4 separate regions of the Homo sapiens genome follow, and all the other regions are linked to region 1. The links are chromatin contacts, found by Hi-C or POLR2A ChIA-PET in ENCODE. All regions are on one chromosome and are shown on one strand. The core of a region is the stretch at or near the end of the contact, and the rest is flanking DNA. Distances in the headings are between cores, read along the strand shown. Region 1 holds the start of STARD3NL (STARD3 N-terminal like). Region 2 holds the start of HERPUD2 (HERPUD family member 2). Region 3 has its middle 13 kb from the start of LINC03013. Region 4 holds the start of SEPTIN7 (septin 7).

What was found. Hi-C counts contacts between places; a loop is a spot of excess contacts on that map. ChIA-PET counts read pairs that join two places held with the same protein, here RNA polymerase II (POLR2A). Pooled maps may share reads with other maps.
Region 2: a loop to region 1 is called in a map of naive thymus-derived CD4-positive, alpha-beta T cell, with 8 times the contacts of the local background. The contact joins the promoter of HERPUD2 here to the promoter of STARD3NL in region 1. A Hi-C loop is called at or near these places in 1 of 168 maps with a recorded cell type or tissue (naive thymus-derived CD4-positive, alpha-beta T cell) and 9 of 50 pooled maps. POLR2A ChIA-PET finds 5 or more read pairs at or near these places in 1 of 52 experiments (Panc1).
Region 3: a loop to region 1 is called in a map with no recorded cell type, with 7 times the contacts of the local background. The contact joins the enhancer-like site here to the promoter of STARD3NL in region 1. A Hi-C loop is called at or near these places in 5 of 37 single-sample maps with no recorded cell type and 3 of 50 pooled maps.
Region 4: a loop to region 1 is called in a map of naive thymus-derived CD4-positive, alpha-beta T cell, with 5 times the contacts of the local background. The contact joins the promoter of SEPTIN7 here to the promoter of STARD3NL in region 1. A Hi-C loop is called at or near these places in 1 of 168 maps with a recorded cell type or tissue (naive thymus-derived CD4-positive, alpha-beta T cell), 5 of 37 single-sample maps with no recorded cell type and 12 of 50 pooled maps. POLR2A ChIA-PET finds 5 or more read pairs at or near these places in 1 of 52 experiments (CD4-positive, alpha-beta T cell).

Annotation. Positions count from the first base shown.
Region 1 is chr7:38,176,529-38,180,332 of GRCh38, forward strand. It overlaps STARD3NL (STARD3 N-terminal like), which reads left to right and starts at 1,717. Exons shown (of 9, transcript NM_032016.4): 1 at 1,717-1,892. RefSeq lists an enhancer at 1,364-1,443 and a silencer at 1,694-1,973.
Region 2 is chr7:35,693,383-35,697,186 of GRCh38, forward strand. HERPUD2 (HERPUD family member 2) reads right to left here and starts at 1,753. Exons shown (of 9, transcript NM_022373.5): 1 at 1,419-1,753; 2 at 802-1,245. The coding sequence starts at 948. HERPUD2-AS1 (HERPUD2 antisense RNA 1) reads left to right here and starts at 1,824. Exons shown (of 1, transcript NR_136255.1): 1 at 1,824-3,804. RefSeq lists an enhancer at 892-1,779 and a silencer at 1,222-1,631.
Region 3 is chr7:35,727,609-35,731,412 of GRCh38, forward strand. No RefSeq gene overlaps it. Among named protein-coding and RNA genes, the nearest start is that of LINC03013, 13 kb to the left of the region's middle. RefSeq lists enhancers at 1,075-1,224, 1,675-1,774, 2,685-2,934. Within about 2 kb of position 1,748, at least 9 of the 41 ENCODE cell types and tissues checked have a DNase peak (open chromatin) inside an H3K27ac peak, as active enhancers do.
Region 4 is chr7:35,799,303-35,803,106 of GRCh38, forward strand. SEPTIN7 (septin 7) reads left to right here and starts at 1,755. Exons shown (of 14, transcript NM_001788.6): 1 at 1,755-1,968. The coding sequence starts at 1,908. SEPTIN7-DT (SEPTIN7 divergent transcript) reads right to left here and starts at 1,323. Exons shown (of 5, transcript NR_120512.1): 1 at 1,188-1,323. RefSeq lists enhancers at 987-1,046, 1,169-1,792, 1,407-1,796 and silencers at 1,947-2,186, 2,217-2,666.

The DNA.
Region 1 (3,804 bases), core at 467-2,966:
TCTAATGTCAAACAACAGTAGAATAGGCAAGTAAATTTTAGAATTATATACAAAAATGAAAATGAAACTATTATATTCTTGAATATGGATCAATCTTACAAATATAGTATTAAGCAAAAAGAGCCACATAAGAGTGCGTATTATGTATGACTATTTATAAACATTCAGAAGCAGGCAAAACTAATTGGGTGGTAGGATTCAGAATTGTGCCTATCTGTGTGTAGGGGTATAATGACTAAGACTGAGCATGAGGAAAGCTTCTAAATTGCTGGTAAACATTTAAAATTTTGCTGTGAGGCGGTGGTTACACAAGTTTGTTCACACTGTCACTAAGACAAGCACTTATGATTATTACACTTATTTTGTATATGTGTTATGCTTTAAAAGGTTTTCACATCTATCAGTTTATAAAATTTTTTTAAATTGTATTTTATCAGTATTGGCGAGGATACAGGGAAAAATTGCTCAAATACTAGCAGTGGGAATGTAAGTTAAAACAACTACTCAGGGGAGCAAATCAGTGAAATCTATTAAGGATTTACATCGTGCAAACTCTGTGATCCAGTACATTCTCTTGTTGGTATCTGCACTCTAGAGAAATACTTGGACCTAAGTACAAAAAGGCATCTACATATATATTTATGGTACCATTGCTTCTCATAATAATATTAATAAACAAACGTGAGGGTGGGGGAATGGTACATTAATTATGTATGTATATATATACACATATTGGTTCTGAGGACATGCAGCATTTTCAGAGAATGAGGTAGATTTATATACAGATATGGAAAGATTTCAATGCTAAGTGTAAAAAAGTAACATCTACACTTGCAAATGCACAGGAACTAGGAGTCATCATCTACAGACTGGGTTTGTAATTAGGGCCTAAAAGGGATATAAGCATAATTGTAACGTTTAAGCTTTTTTTTTTTTTCGCATGGACAAAATCTTACTTGTGTAATTTAAAATTAATAACGGTACTTAGAATGACTTTGGAAAAATATACAAATAATGAAATGGGGATCCAAAGAATGTTCACTGTATACCTCTGTACTTCTAAAAATGTGAATAAGTGTAGCATCCGTTGGGAGAAAAGTTTAATTAAATTTTAAATAAAACAATAAAAGGTGCCTAACTTCGTGTGAAAACAGACATATAGATATAATTAAATGTGACTACCGCTTAGAGATGTTAGTTATGAACTAGGAGCGCTGAGAAAAGGTATCCTAAATAGGTCTGGGGGAAGTGAGAGTTAGAAGAGGTGACTCTTGAGCTGAGTACCGACATAGAAATGGTATGCCCTGTTTTTATTCCTGGAGGGCTCAGCATGAGGTGCCCAAGAGGCCCTGAAACCCATTTCCATGACATTTTCCCACGAGCTGGAGCATAAACCCCCACCGAATAACTGAAGGGAAGCGGAAGGCGCAGAAACGCGGACGAAGAGGAAGCGGGCGCTTGTTAAACCGTGCGATGCACAATGCGGGAAAGTCCAACCAGCTCCGTGTTTCAAAGCTGGATGCCCAGATTTCCCACCCATTCCTACAGGCAGACCGGCTCGCCCTCTCCCTCCTTCCCGCGTCGTTTACTGGTCAGTAGAAGATTGACATGTCATCTGGCCAATAGGTTGGCTCCTCTATGGAGGCACTCAGGAACCAGTCGGGTCTTTGGTCCCTCGAGCGAGATGCGAGCTGTGTGCGTCGACGTCAGCGTGCTGACGTCACGGGCCGGAGGTCCCGGGGCTGCTGGGTGCGGGCGGTGGGCTGCGCGTTGTCCGCTGGACTGGGTCCCGGTCACGCCCCGCCAAGCCCCGCCCCTCAGGCCGGGGCGCGACCGCGGATCCGCAGTTCCCGGGCCAGCCTGGGGCGGCCGGCCAGGAACCACCCGTTAAGGTAGGCTGGGTTTCTCGTTCCCCTATTTGACAGGTTGGAAAACTGAGTCTCCTGGGTCAGATGACTTACATGGGGGCGTACAGGGGACCCGCGGACGGAGGCCATATCCTGGTCCTGTTCTGTTTCCTGAGTCCTGCGCGAGCCTCCAGGGGAGGAGGAGGGGCGAGGCAGGCTGTGCTCATAATGGACACAAGAGTGAAGTTGCAGAATGCTGAGCCCCGCTGCTCCCACGGCGTGGGCCGGGATTCAGGGATGGATATAGGTAGCGGGAGTGTCCTCATTCCTCCAGCCTGCGGACCCTGAGGAGTCCCCGGTGGGGTCGGCCCCGGGCTGGCGCCATGGGCCCCCAAGAAGGACCAAGAATTGGTGACTGGGTGTAATGCGTGGGTTGTCCAGACACAGGCGGTTGTGAGTCTCTTCTATTCATTGAGAAAAGTCGTGTTCAAAAAAAAAAAAAAGAAAGAAAGCACGAATCATGAATGTTCTCCCTGTGGTTTCAGTTAACTGCTTCACCTACTCGTAGATATCTCGCCATTGTTTGAAATCTTAGTTGCTTGAATACTTTTGATTTAGGGTTAGGGATTTTTCCCCCTCTCTTTTAGTTCAAACATGGGTGGACATTGTGGAACTTTTCTTTGTTCACTGTGTCATTTGTCTTCTATTTCACAGATGGAATCACTGAATTCATCACTTGACACAGTACTAGTTTGGATAAGTTTAGCAAGGTAACCAAGTAACGGGTCTAATTAAATCTTTACTGGAATTAGTCCAGTTTGCCACATTTCCTTGTTAGGAAGAATTCTGAAAGGTAATTCCCGTCTGTATACCATATCTACCCATACGCCTCTTTCTAGAAGCAGGATCTCACAAAACGACTTATGGTATCCTTGTTTTATTGATGGATTCTGATAAGGTGGTGGATTATTCATGTTCATAAAATGAAAACATACAATATGTTGTCGTGTAGAAGTCACTGTCTTTAAAATCTAACTGTCTCAAACATTGGTCTTTTAAAACTGCATTATTGCATTGCCTAAAACTGCATGAAAGAAATGAAATGAAACAGCCTCTGAGGGATATTACCTTACTTATGTTCACAGAAGGATGGTGATTAACATCATTTGGATTTATTCAATGGACAGTTTGCCTGAGTGATTGTCTATGCCACTCATTGTTTTAGGTTTTAGAGATTGAGTAGTGAGCAATTTAGATAAGGCCCATACCCTCAAAGACTTTAACTTTTGTTGGAGAATATAATAAACATGTAAATCAAAGAGACAAGTTTAGATAGGAATAAATGTCAGAAAAGATACTACTGGGTAGAGAGTTTGAGAGTGACTGGGTTGTATGGAGAAATGGGATGGTCAGGGAAGACCTCCCTAAGGAGGTAACACGAGGTGACATTTTGGGTGATAGCTGAATGTTTAGCTGAGTCAGCCATGAGAAAATGGGCTGGAAGTTTCTAGGCAGATATAAACAGTGTAAAGGAGCTAAAGGAAGAATGAACTTGGCATGTTCCAGGGACAGAGGGAAGCCCGTGTGGCTGGAGCTGAGTGAACCTAGGGGAGGGTGAGGTGAGGAGACAGTGGTCAGAGGTGACACTGGAGAGGTGTACAGGGATTGGATCATCTTGTATCCCATGTGAGCCTTACAGGCAGGCAAGGGAAAGATAATTTGTGTACTGCAGAGTCTTGTTTTCTTTTAGTGATACTCATAAACTCTAGCCAACTTTCTGCTTTGTTTTGGTTATGAAATCATTGCAGTAATTTATTGTGTATATATTTTTTCTCCAGAGGCCCTCTTAATGAAAAGATCTTGTTTCCTTCAGCACCTTATCCGATGTAGTTTGTTTCCTTTCCATTGTTATATGCAGAACTCAAAGTCTTTGCTTTTTCTTAAGCTCCCTGCTTTT
Region 2 (3,804 bases), core at 503-3,002, 2.5 Mb before region 1:
TGAAACATATATAGTAACCTTGAAAGTATAATTTTTATAGGGGACACATACTTATTTCTAAGAAAAAAAAATCTTCAATTTCTGTTTAAGTTTCTGGGCCAAGTGTTGAAAGTAAAATGGAATTTTAGTGTAATAAGCAATAAAAGCTCTGATACGGGTTGTAGTGCTTTATCTTTTTTTTTTTTAAGAAAGGATATATCTCTCACTCGCATATTAGGTTGATGACTTTAAGTCCAAAGAAAGTAGTCCCTTTTCCATGCCTGCCAATTCTTTGAGACAGAGTCTCACTGTGCCACTCAGGCTGGAGGGCAGTGGTGCGATCTTGGCTCACTGCAACCTCCGCCTCCCGGGTTCAAGCGATTCTCCTGCCTCAGCCTCCTGAGTAGCTGGGATTACAAGCATGCGCCACCACGCCCAGCTAATTTTTGTATTTTCAGTAGACATAGGGTTTCACCATGTTGGTAAGGCTGGTCTCGAACTCCTGACCTCGTGATCCGCCCGCCTTGGCCTCCCAAAGTGCTGGGATTACAGGTGTGAGCCACCGCGCCCGGTCTTTGCCTGCCAATTCTTAAGTCCCTTGATATTTCTGCTTCCTCTTACTAATTAACTGAACCTCATCAGGAAAATATTAATGATGGTTCGAACACTCAGGAGACACAACCTCAGAACTCAAAATACCTCGCGGTCTACCAAAAGAGACCTATTTGATTCAAGACTGGAGGGGAGAAGCAGGAAAAAGGAGGGTACACGGCACGAAAAGCTGCTGGTCAGAGCAGCTGCCCCCAGCTTTTACACACTTACTGGTTTGCTAGGGTAAACGTTAGATAGATGCGTTTTTAGTTTCCCCACGGTCCAGTTCAAGAAGCAGCTAATAGTCTGGTCACTGTATTTCTGATTCGGTGCTTTAATGATGAGGGTCACAGGAATCTCCATCCCACTTTGGTCCATGGTGCCCCCAAAGTCAGACAGAGTCCAGAGGAGCGGCAGTTAAGCCCAAAAGAGCCGAGATGGTCACCGCCGGCGCGACTGGGATGAGGACAGAAGTGAGTTCTTAGTATTCCGTGTCCAAGTCAGTTACAAGTGCACTGGAGGATACGAAGCCCATTGCCGGTACCAAGGATGGACTGAGGTGGTGGCGACTGCGACGGTGGGGTCTGGGTGCCCGGCCGTGGAGGCAGCTCTCCCCGCCAGGTCCGGGCTCCGCCGGGCTCCGGACTGTGGAGGCCGTCGTGAGGAGAAAGGAAGCTATACGAAGGAAGGGTGGGAGGGATGAGGGCACAACGGCCGGCCCGGGGTCACTGCCCCGCCCCACCGCGACCCCCAAGCTGGAACGCAACAAGGCCCCTACGCCACGGCCCCGCGGTGCGGATCGGGGAAGCAGCTGGGCCGCTCAGGGCGGTCAGCGGGCACTGGGGTACCTGAGAGAAGGCCGCGGGGCCCGCCACCGCCGCCCTCCGCGCCCAGGCAGGGCCGCCAGCCACACCGTCCGGCCAGGCGTTTTCCGTGGCAGCCGCTCCCTTCCTGCTGCGCGGCGACCGGCACGGCCCAGCCCCGGGTCTCGCGAGGAGGCGCGGGTGAAAGGGAGAGAAGCTGACCGAAGGCGCGGCCCGGCTCTCCGCCTGACCCCTCAGTCTGGACAGCGCAGGGTGGCGGCAAGGCAGGGCTGGGCCGGGGGCGGCCCAGGCGACTACAGGTAGCAGGAGGGCGGGGACGAGAGCCGTTGCGCCACCGCTGGCGCGCCGGTTTTGTTGTTATTGCGAGGATTGTCTGGGGCCCCTTTAAGCCGGAACAGGCAGGGCGGAAGTGCGTCACCGGCGGCACGCCCCTGCACATGGACCTCCCCCGTCCCCGCCATCCCTGCCGATCCTGTTGCTGCCGCCTTCCCGCCGTGCTCGGGCTGCCCGGGACTCTAGCCGCCAGGCTTCGCGTCGCCCAGCGGCAGATCGGGCTCCTGGGAGCCTCTCCCCTGGCCGTTTGCTCGGCCTCGGCCCCAGCTGCCCTGGGGCCTAGCCACTAGCTCCCCTGGCGCTAGCCTACCCTGTCTTGACCGCACCCTGAAGATTTGGGAAGTCTTTCTCCATCCCAAGAGTCGTCTCTGCAAAAGTTGGTGTCCTTCCTGGTGCTGAACCACGCTTCTGCTCAAAATGTGTTGAGCGTCGTCTGTCTGCAAAGCACGGTGCCAGGAGCTTTGGTGGAGAAGGCATGGGGTACATGTGTAAAGAGTACAGGCTTTTGGTTAAACCTGAAGTCCTCCTCTACTTTCTGGGGGACCCTGGCCGTCCTTGCTGAGCCTCCGTTGACTTCTCTAATGGGGACGGTAATGCCTACCTGACCACAAGCTGATGAGTAAATGAGCTATGAGTGCAAAGTGTGGTGCAGTTCTGGCGTGTGCCAGCCTCTCAAGTGTCAGTTTCCGTCTCATTCCTCTTAATCTTCACTAAAATGGACAAGTATTCATTGAGCACCTAATGCGTGTTCAGTATGGTGGGAGATGAGGGATGACAGTATTATTTTTCTATTTTATAGGTTAGACATAGAACAAAAGGTTGAGTCTATTGCCCATAGCCGAACTTTTCTTCATTTTCTACTGTGGTTTAGAAGTCGGTATAGTAAGTTAAGGGTTGTTAGATGTGCATTTTCACAGCTCCCAGCTTCCACTTAGGAGTAGATAACATAGGGGACTTTGCGAGCTGGTCTCTTTCCCTCTTAGCTTCAGAAGGGCTTCGAGGTAGCCACCACTGAATTAGTTGAGAGACAAGGCACCCCTACGGAGGAAATCTCAACTGCACAACCCCTACTGTGCCCCAATTCAGCAGGAAGCAGTTAGAGCGGTGGTCAAACCTCCCCAATAGCACTTGGGTTTTCCTGTTGAGAGGGGGTACTGAGAGACAGGACTAGTTGGATTTCCTAGGCTGGCTAAGAATCCCTAAGCCTAGCTGGGAAATTGACCACGTCCACCTTTAAACACGGGGCTTGCAATTTAGCTCACACCCGACCAATCAGGTAGTAAAGAGAGCTCACTAAAATGCTAATTAGGGAAAAACAGGAGGTAAAGAAGTAGCCAATCATCTATCGCCTGAGAGCACAACAGGAGGGACAATGATCAGGATATAAACCCAGGCATTCAAGCCAGCGGTGGCTACCCTCTTTGGGTCCCCTCCCTTTGTATGGAAGCTCTGTTTTCACTCTATTAAATCTTGCAATTGCACACTTTTCTGGTACGTGTGTGTCACAGCTCAAGCTGAGCTTTCGCTCACCGTCCACCACTGCTGTCTGCCGCTGTCACAGACCCACAGCTGACTTCCATCCCTCTGGATCCAGCGAGGCGCCCATTGCTGCTCCTGATCGGGCTAAAGGCTTGCCCTTGTTCCTGCAGGGCTAAGTGCCCAGGTTCGTCCTAATCTAGCTAAACACTAGTCACTGGGTTCCACGATTCTCTTCCATGACCCACAGCTTCTAATAGAGCTATAACACTCGCCGCTTGGCCCAAGATTCCATTCCTTGGAATCCATGAGGCCAAGAACCCCAGGTCAGAGAACACAAGACTTGCCACCATCTCGGAAGTGGCCCGTCACCATCTTGGAAGCGACCTGCCACCATCTTGGGAACTTGGGGAGCAAGGACCCCCAGTAACATAGTGACCAGGAGGAAATTCTTCCTCTCAACAGCTAATGCAGCAGGATCTCTTACACCGTACCCTCCCTCACCTTGCTCTTGCTCTTCATGGTAGAACACGTACCATATCTTAGCTGTACTCTATCAACTGCGCATCTGAAGTAAAGAGTGAAGTCTTCTTTGTTTCCA
Region 3 (3,804 bases), core at 498-2,997, 2.4 Mb before region 1:
CAGCCCTCACAGACTCCTCCCATAATTTACACACACTTCCAATAGACTGGCGACCCCCACACCCCCACCAGGTTCCAATGAGAAACACTTTCTAAAGAACTCTCTCTTGTTAGAACAGCTTCCCTGAGCACAGGAACCAGGGAAGCAATCAGCATCAGCTCAGCTTGACTGTCCCCTACTGCCTGTGCATGTCCCTCCAGTAACTAAGCTGTTTTTACTCAACTTTTGGGTGTTAGCTGGTGAGTCATGGCCTCAAGGGAGCCTACACTGACTAGACTAGGCCTGGTGTTGCCCTCTTTACTTCTTCATAATGAGTAAAGGTTGACACAAATTGTGTATTTAATTATTGCAGATAACACAGAGAGGGATCATGCCCATATTGATAGCCCTTCAAGGCCTAGCATAGTGCCTGGAACATGGTAAATAGTAACATTTATGAATGTCAGCATCTCTGCAGAGCTTTCCCTACATGGATTACAGCTTAGGCTAAAGCACTTGATATATTGCCCACTCCTGCTGTTAATATTTTTAACTAGTTATTTTTCATATTATATAAGCAACATGTGAATACAAGTTCATTGTAAAAAAAATCAAACTCATATAAAAGCTATAGTCTTTTATATGTAAATGATGCCACAATAAAGCTACTTTTTAAAAAGCCGCGATCCTCCTTCACAACTCCACACCAGCCCAGTCCCATTCCTTTCCCAGACACACACTCCACTCTTAACAGTTTCATGTGTAAACTTCTAGATCTTCTTCTGTGTGTTTTCATACATGTACATATCTTCATACATTATGTGCTTTCATACATGTATATTCAGATGAATACTCATATATTTGTGTTTTTGCACATATATACATTGTGCACATACATTCAGAGTGTTTTAGTCAGAGTGCAATCAGAAGGCAGAGCAGTGCTAGATATGACATTGCAAGCAGAGGGAATTTAACAGAGATGGTGGGGGAGTTCAGTGGCCACAGAACAGCAGGAAGCCACTATCAACCCTGGAGCTGGAGGGACAGAGGGAGGAAGCAGAGTTACCAGAGCCCAGGAGCTTGGGTCAACTGGAAGAATCTGGGACCATGGCAGCACTTCCAGCTAAATCTGGAGCAGTAGAGGAAGAGGCTATCTGACAGTAGGTGGAGACATGGACGAAACCTATCAGACACCATGTGAAGCAGGGAGAAAGGGAGACATAACCTGTCTTCTTCCCTCCTCTCATTCTCCAGTGTCTGTCACTGGCTCTCCTTAGCCAGTCTGGAAATGAGCCTGGAAAATGTAGTTCCCAAGGATACAAAGCCCAGATAGAGGATGGTCTGGAATGGATCTGAGAGCAAGCAGACAAAAGGCCAGCACATGAAGTTGAAAATAAAACACATAAATAGCATCATGGTATATGTAATGTTCTAAATTTATCACTTACCATTTTTACAGAGATAAAATCTGGTTAAAATGGCCATTGAGAGCAGGCTTGATCCACAGAATGAAAGGTACAGCAGGAGAGCACAGAGGCAGACAGCAAGGAAAGACATGCTACAGAAGGGCAGCCCAGGGGCTGGGGTGGGTGCAGGTCTTGTTCCTTGGGAACCAGGCCTGATCTGCTCTGCAGAGTGGGAGGAGGGCAGGAGTATGAGATGACCATTGCCCAGCAGTAGTATCAAAGACTCAGAGAGTTTACAGCCTGAAGGAAACTTAGGTCTCCCATTTCAACTCATGACTTCTACAGAATAAGGAACTGAAAAGCAGAAAGTGATGGGCCCGGCAACCCAAAGTATCTCAGCTAGTTTTTTTTTTTTTTGTCATTTTTGGTTTTTTGGGGCATGGTGGAGGAGGTGTTAGGGGACAGTTTAGCACCAATGCCTCCTCTTCCTGCTGTGAGTCACCGAGCAGCCTAGCAGAAAAGCTGTGAGGAGAAATGAGAAGCTCTAGAGGCAATCAAGCTCATCTGTCCTGCTGGGGGGCCAGTGTTAGACACCTGACATGTCTTAAAAGCGGAGTCACCAAAGGACATCTTTTTCTTAGAAACTCCCCTAGCCTCCAGAGTCTGGTTTTAAACTGTCTGTGGCATAATCTCAGAGCCTCCAGCAGGTCTCAGGGACTGTGCTAGATACAAAGATGAATGAGATAAGATAATGAACAAGAGACATATTTCCAGGAGCTCTGAGCCTCACAGGGAATCAGAAGTGAATAAAAGGGAGCATGATGCAATGTGATAAATATAATACCTATGGCACAGAAGAGGAGTTGATAATTGCTGGGGGAAGCAAGAGCAGGGAGCTGGGAAAAGAAAGCTTCACAAAGGTAACCGCAGGGAAAGTGTTGAAGGAGGAATAGGAGCTTTTCAGAACACTAACCCCAATGTTAATAACTGAATTAGACCAACCTTCCCCAAAGACCACTATTATTCCTCAAGGATTTACACAGAAACTGTTCTTATCCCATTTACCTCTTATTACATAATGGGAACCCCCCACCCACCCACACACACACACACATATTTGAAAGTATATGATAGATGAAATGAGTTCACTGCCCCATCAACCATGATCGGCAGGGCCAGATTAAGATCTTCAGAGACTCTGGGCACTGCAAAGTTGATGGTGCTTCCATACGTAATTTAATGTAGGAAACAATGCCATCATGCACATGCCTGTAAAGAAGTCCAGCAAAGTTCTGGTTTTTCCTACAATGACACATTTTAGATGTTTTTCAAAATATCAAATAGCCAACATCACCCATGTAATGGTACTGGGATTCTTTTGGTGCCCCTGCTCTGCCAGTGCCCATGCCTGCTTATGGGTGACCCTGCACTGATGAGGCAGCCCCTTCCCACGCCAGAAACCCCAGGTGGGGTTGGCCTCATAAGTTCATATTCCTATTCTTAACCAAATGGACTTAAAGTTGTTCTTTCACTTCCCCATATATCACATGCATTATGACTTTGTTCTTTATCCCTTTCTGTCAACAAACACTCAACCTGCAACCCACGAAGGCCGTCTGAAGGTCTAGTGGTCTGGTTAACCATAAAGAAAGACTGGTGTGAGAAATGCTATTTTCTTATACTAAGCTCAGCTGCTTGTAGCAAGAGGAAGACCATGTGACAGTGAGGTGTTTATGAGCACAGGCTTTAAAAACAGCCATGGTTTAGCCGGGCGCAGTGGTTCATGCATGTAATCCCAGCACTTTGGGAGGCTGAGGTGGGCAGATCATGAGGTCAGGAGCTCGAGTCCAGCCTGACCAACATGGTGAAATCCCATCTCTACTAAAAAAAATACAAAAATTAGCCAGGCATGGTGGCACACGCCTGTAATCCCAGTTACTCAGGAGGCTGAGGCAGGAGAATCGCTTGAAACCTGAGAGGCAGAGATTGCAGTGAGCCAAGATCGCGCCACTGCACTCTAGCCTGGGAGACAGAGCAAAACTCCATCAGAAAAAAAAAAAGAAAAAAGAAAAAACAGCCATGGCTGGGTTCAACATTTGCTCTTTCACTTAACCATACGATCTTGGGCAAGTTACTTTACACCTGTAAATCCAAATTTTATCATCTATAAAATGTGCTTAATAATAGCACCAGCCGGGCGTGGTGGCTCGCGCCTGTAATCTCAGCACTTTGGGAGGCCGAGGCAGGTAGATCACCTGAGGTCAGGAGTTCGAGATCAGCCTGGCCAACATGGTGAAAACTCATCTCTACTAAAAATACAAAAATTAGCCGGGGGTGGTGGCGGGCACCTGTAATCCCAGCTACTCGGGAGGCTGAAGCAGGAGAATAGCTGAACCCAGGAGGCAGAGGTTGCAGTGAG
Region 4 (3,804 bases), core at 505-3,004, 2.4 Mb before region 1:
GTAAAAGTTCATTTGAAGTTTCAGAAACTTAAAACAATGATTGAACAGATAAGTTGCAACAGACTTCATAAGCAGTTCAGTAAAAATGTAGACTTACGAAATGGCATATATCAAGATACAAAATAAGTTGCTTCTATAAGTTTCTTTTCTTAAAAAAAATTACTTGGAAATATTTCAAGTATATAGAACAGTAAAGGAAATAATTACAAGTGAACACCCATGTGCCCTCTACTTAGCTTAATGTTTTGCCACATTTTCAAGATATTTCTGGTAGAAAACAAACGTTATAGATACAAATGAACCCTTCTTGTTACATTCCCTTCTGTTCATCTCTGGAAGCAACCAGTATTCTGAATTTGGTATCTATCATTTCCTTATACAATTTTTAGTTTGATCTTACTTTTTTGTAATTATTAAACTTTTATTTATGGTATGTCATATATATCTTTCCGCAACCTGTCTTTTCATTTCTTCCTCAATATTAGGTTAATGACTCTATCCATATGAAAAATGGTAGCTTTAGTTCACTGATTTTTTGGTTCGTGTTGTATGTCAATTTGTTCAACAATGACACTTATTCATCCATTCTCCTATTAGTAGACATTTATTGTTTCACTAATATAAGCTATTTTGCTCTGAACTTTCTTGCACGTGCCTATAACTTAAAAATACACATACTTTTTTAAAACATGCAGTTAAACAGGAACATACACATTTCTTTAACATGTAGTTAAACAGGAAAAGTAACACATGTGCATGAAGAATACAACCAAGAGAGCCATCACGTTCAAGAAAAGACCACAGGTTATTCCGAGTGAAGTAAGGCTTTCACTAGAAGGCACTTGGGGAACGTTCCAATGACAGCGACATTCATCGCTACAGTAGAAACTCACACAATCGCAGCCCTTTATTAGTATTTTGTTACCCAGTAGTTCCTGTGTCCATTCATTTCCTCAACTGGAGTGTGAGCTCCAAGAGGACCGAACCGGGCACCGACAAGGTGAGCCAATATGAATGTGGCGAGTCCGCAATGGGGGCTACAGCGGCCGACCTCTGGGGCTGTGCCAGGCCACTAGAGTGTGATGGCGCGAGGGAAGGGTCGGGGAAACAGGGCCTAACCTCACTTTTCACCCCGAAAGTCAAGATAGCCACGGAAACAGGGATGAATGGGGAGCACAGACACCTGCCTCGAAGTGTCTCTTCACTTTCACTCACAAAGCCGTCGGGTCAGTAACCAGAAGCCGAGGGGCGGATGCGGCCCCCGCCCTGTGGCACTTTCTCAGTCTGGTTCTTCCAGCCGCGCCTCTTTGCCTTACGCCAATTCCGTAAGGAGGCGCTGAGGCCAACTGGCCGGCTCCCGCAGCTCCAAAACTTGACGTGAAATTGCGCGGGGCAGAGCTGACTGCGGCCATCTTTAATTCGGGCAAGACCCCACCCTCGCACCCCACCCACTAGTCCTTTTCAGCGTTCCCAGGATTTTCTCCAACAAATGTAACGCGGTTAACCTTAGAAGCAGTGTTGAAGAAACACGCAAAGAGGCCTGAGTATCCATGACCTCAGTGGTGCGAAACCCGGCCAACTTAAACATGGCGGCTAAACCCGAACAGCAAAACGTTGCTGACGCCAATGAAGTCATGCTCGAAATGGAGCGAGGCGGCGGAGCTGGGGAGGCGGTAATCTCGCGAGATGGAAGCCAGCCTCCGCTAGGCCCGGAAGCCTCGTCTGAGGGGGCGGGGGACGGAGGAGGGAGCGGGAGTCGAGCGAGAGCCTGTGGAGGAGTCCGCCTGCTGTAGCGTGCGTAAGCAAGGCAGCTACGCCGGGCGGCTACGCTGCGGAATCGGCGTAGGCGCCTTTGGAGAATCGGCGGGCTGCGCTCCGCTGGGGCTGGTCGCGGAGGGGGGGAGGGGATGTCGGTCAGTGCGAGATCCGCTGCTGCTGAGGAGAGGAGCGTCAACAGCAGCACCATGGGTGAGTCTCAGCTTCGGGTGCCGCGACTTGGGGTCAGCGGCTCCGAATGCCGGGAAGCTCTGCGGCCGCTGGACCGAGCTAGGGAACGCCCTGAGGCGAGGCGGAGGCAGCGGCGAGGGGAGCCGGGATGGGGGCCACTGCGGGCCCGGGGCGCGGCAGCGGCGGGCTCGGGGGGAGGGGAGGCGGCGGCGGTGACAGTTTGAATTGAACGTGAGGAGAGCCGAGGCGGCGGCATTTCCTGTGCCGCGGCGGGCTGGCCCCCGGCGCAGAGCCGCGGCCTCCGCGGCCGGAGCAGCCTGAGCGTGGTGGTCTCAGCCCTGCCCTTGCTTCTCTCCGTCCCTTCGCCTTTCCTCAGTCTCCTCCCGGGCCCGCCGGCTTCCGCGGCCCCGCTTCCTCCTGTCCCCGGCCGCATCCCCGTCGGCAGAAGTCCCCTCGTGGGGCAGTGGGCCTGGCTAGGAGGGTGGGGACGAGTGTGAACGCTCGGGCGAGGGTGCTGTGTGGGCCAACCCGGGCGGGCGGCGGCGGGGAGGGAGGAAGAAGGATGCACCAGGCTGAGGCTGTGGTGGAGGCGGCGGCGGCGGCTGCAGCCGCAGCTCCAGTCACCGCGTCGCCTCCCCGCTCCTCCTCCCGCCTCTCGGGGTTGCCTCTCTCCAGGCGCAGCCCGGAAGGCCGGTGGATGGCGGGCGAGTCTTGAGAACGGAGGGAGAATCGGTAGTTTGGTTTGGAATTTGGGCTTAATTTTTAGGAGTAAGGGAAAGAGAACGCCTGGGAAGGGCGCCCCCCGGAGGAGATAGAAAGGGTGGGAAGGGTCCTTGGAAAAGGGAGGGAGCGGAGATGTGGAGTGGCGAAGTTTAGGGAAATTAATTTTTGAAAATATTTCAATATTCTCAGTTATTCTCTTAACGAGCCCTTTCATTTCCTTTCCTCCCCCACATGTTGGAAAAAGAACAGGCCATTTCATTTACATTTTCCACTCCTGAGTTCCATTTCAGCTGTGTGTATAGTAAGAAATAAGCAACCGAGATTTTTCTAGGACATTTCCATTTGCTGAGTTACTTTTGAAGAGTACACTGTTTCAAATTTGGGTTTTTACAGTCCTAGGAAAGAATTTGTGACGTCCAGGTGTTTTCTTAGTTACTGAAATAATAACTTACTACATTTCTTGAGTTTATTGCTAAATAGTTCAGCTTTAAGAATTCTTTCTTCTGGCTTTTTTATTTTGATGAAAGGAAAAAATATCTTTGTTAGTGCCCCTGAGAATGTAAATGAACAGATCATCTAAATTACTAAGCATCTAACCTGTTTTACATATTTATGCACATGCAGGTGATGAGTATAGTCAGTTTTTCCCCCTAAAGTTTATGTGCAGACATGGGGAGGAGAGTATTTTAGACTTAAAAGTGTACAGGTAGGGATGAAATTTATGGAATCCTGATAGACTGAAGGGGGGATATAAACAATGACCAAGTCAGCTATTGCTGCTTGGATTCTTTATTTCTTCAGACTGCAAGGGAATGAGTAAGGGGTGGTTGGGTGGTGATGGGGGGGTGGTACGGTCGTGGCGGGAGAGCAGTAAACAATCTTTCATCTCATTCAGCTGTTCAGTGGGTGGGACTAAAGGAGATAAGAGTTGAGTGAAGCTATGAAATAAATGTGGAAGCTACATAGGTGATTTGCATGGTAGCATTGTCTTATTCTATGATGGGACAACATGATGGAACCAGGTCTTCATAACACAGTTATTAAAAATACATATTTTACCACATCTTAGGCTTACAGAATTCAAATTCACAACAAATAACAGAAATGTTAAGTTGATTTTAATTAGTTCTTATC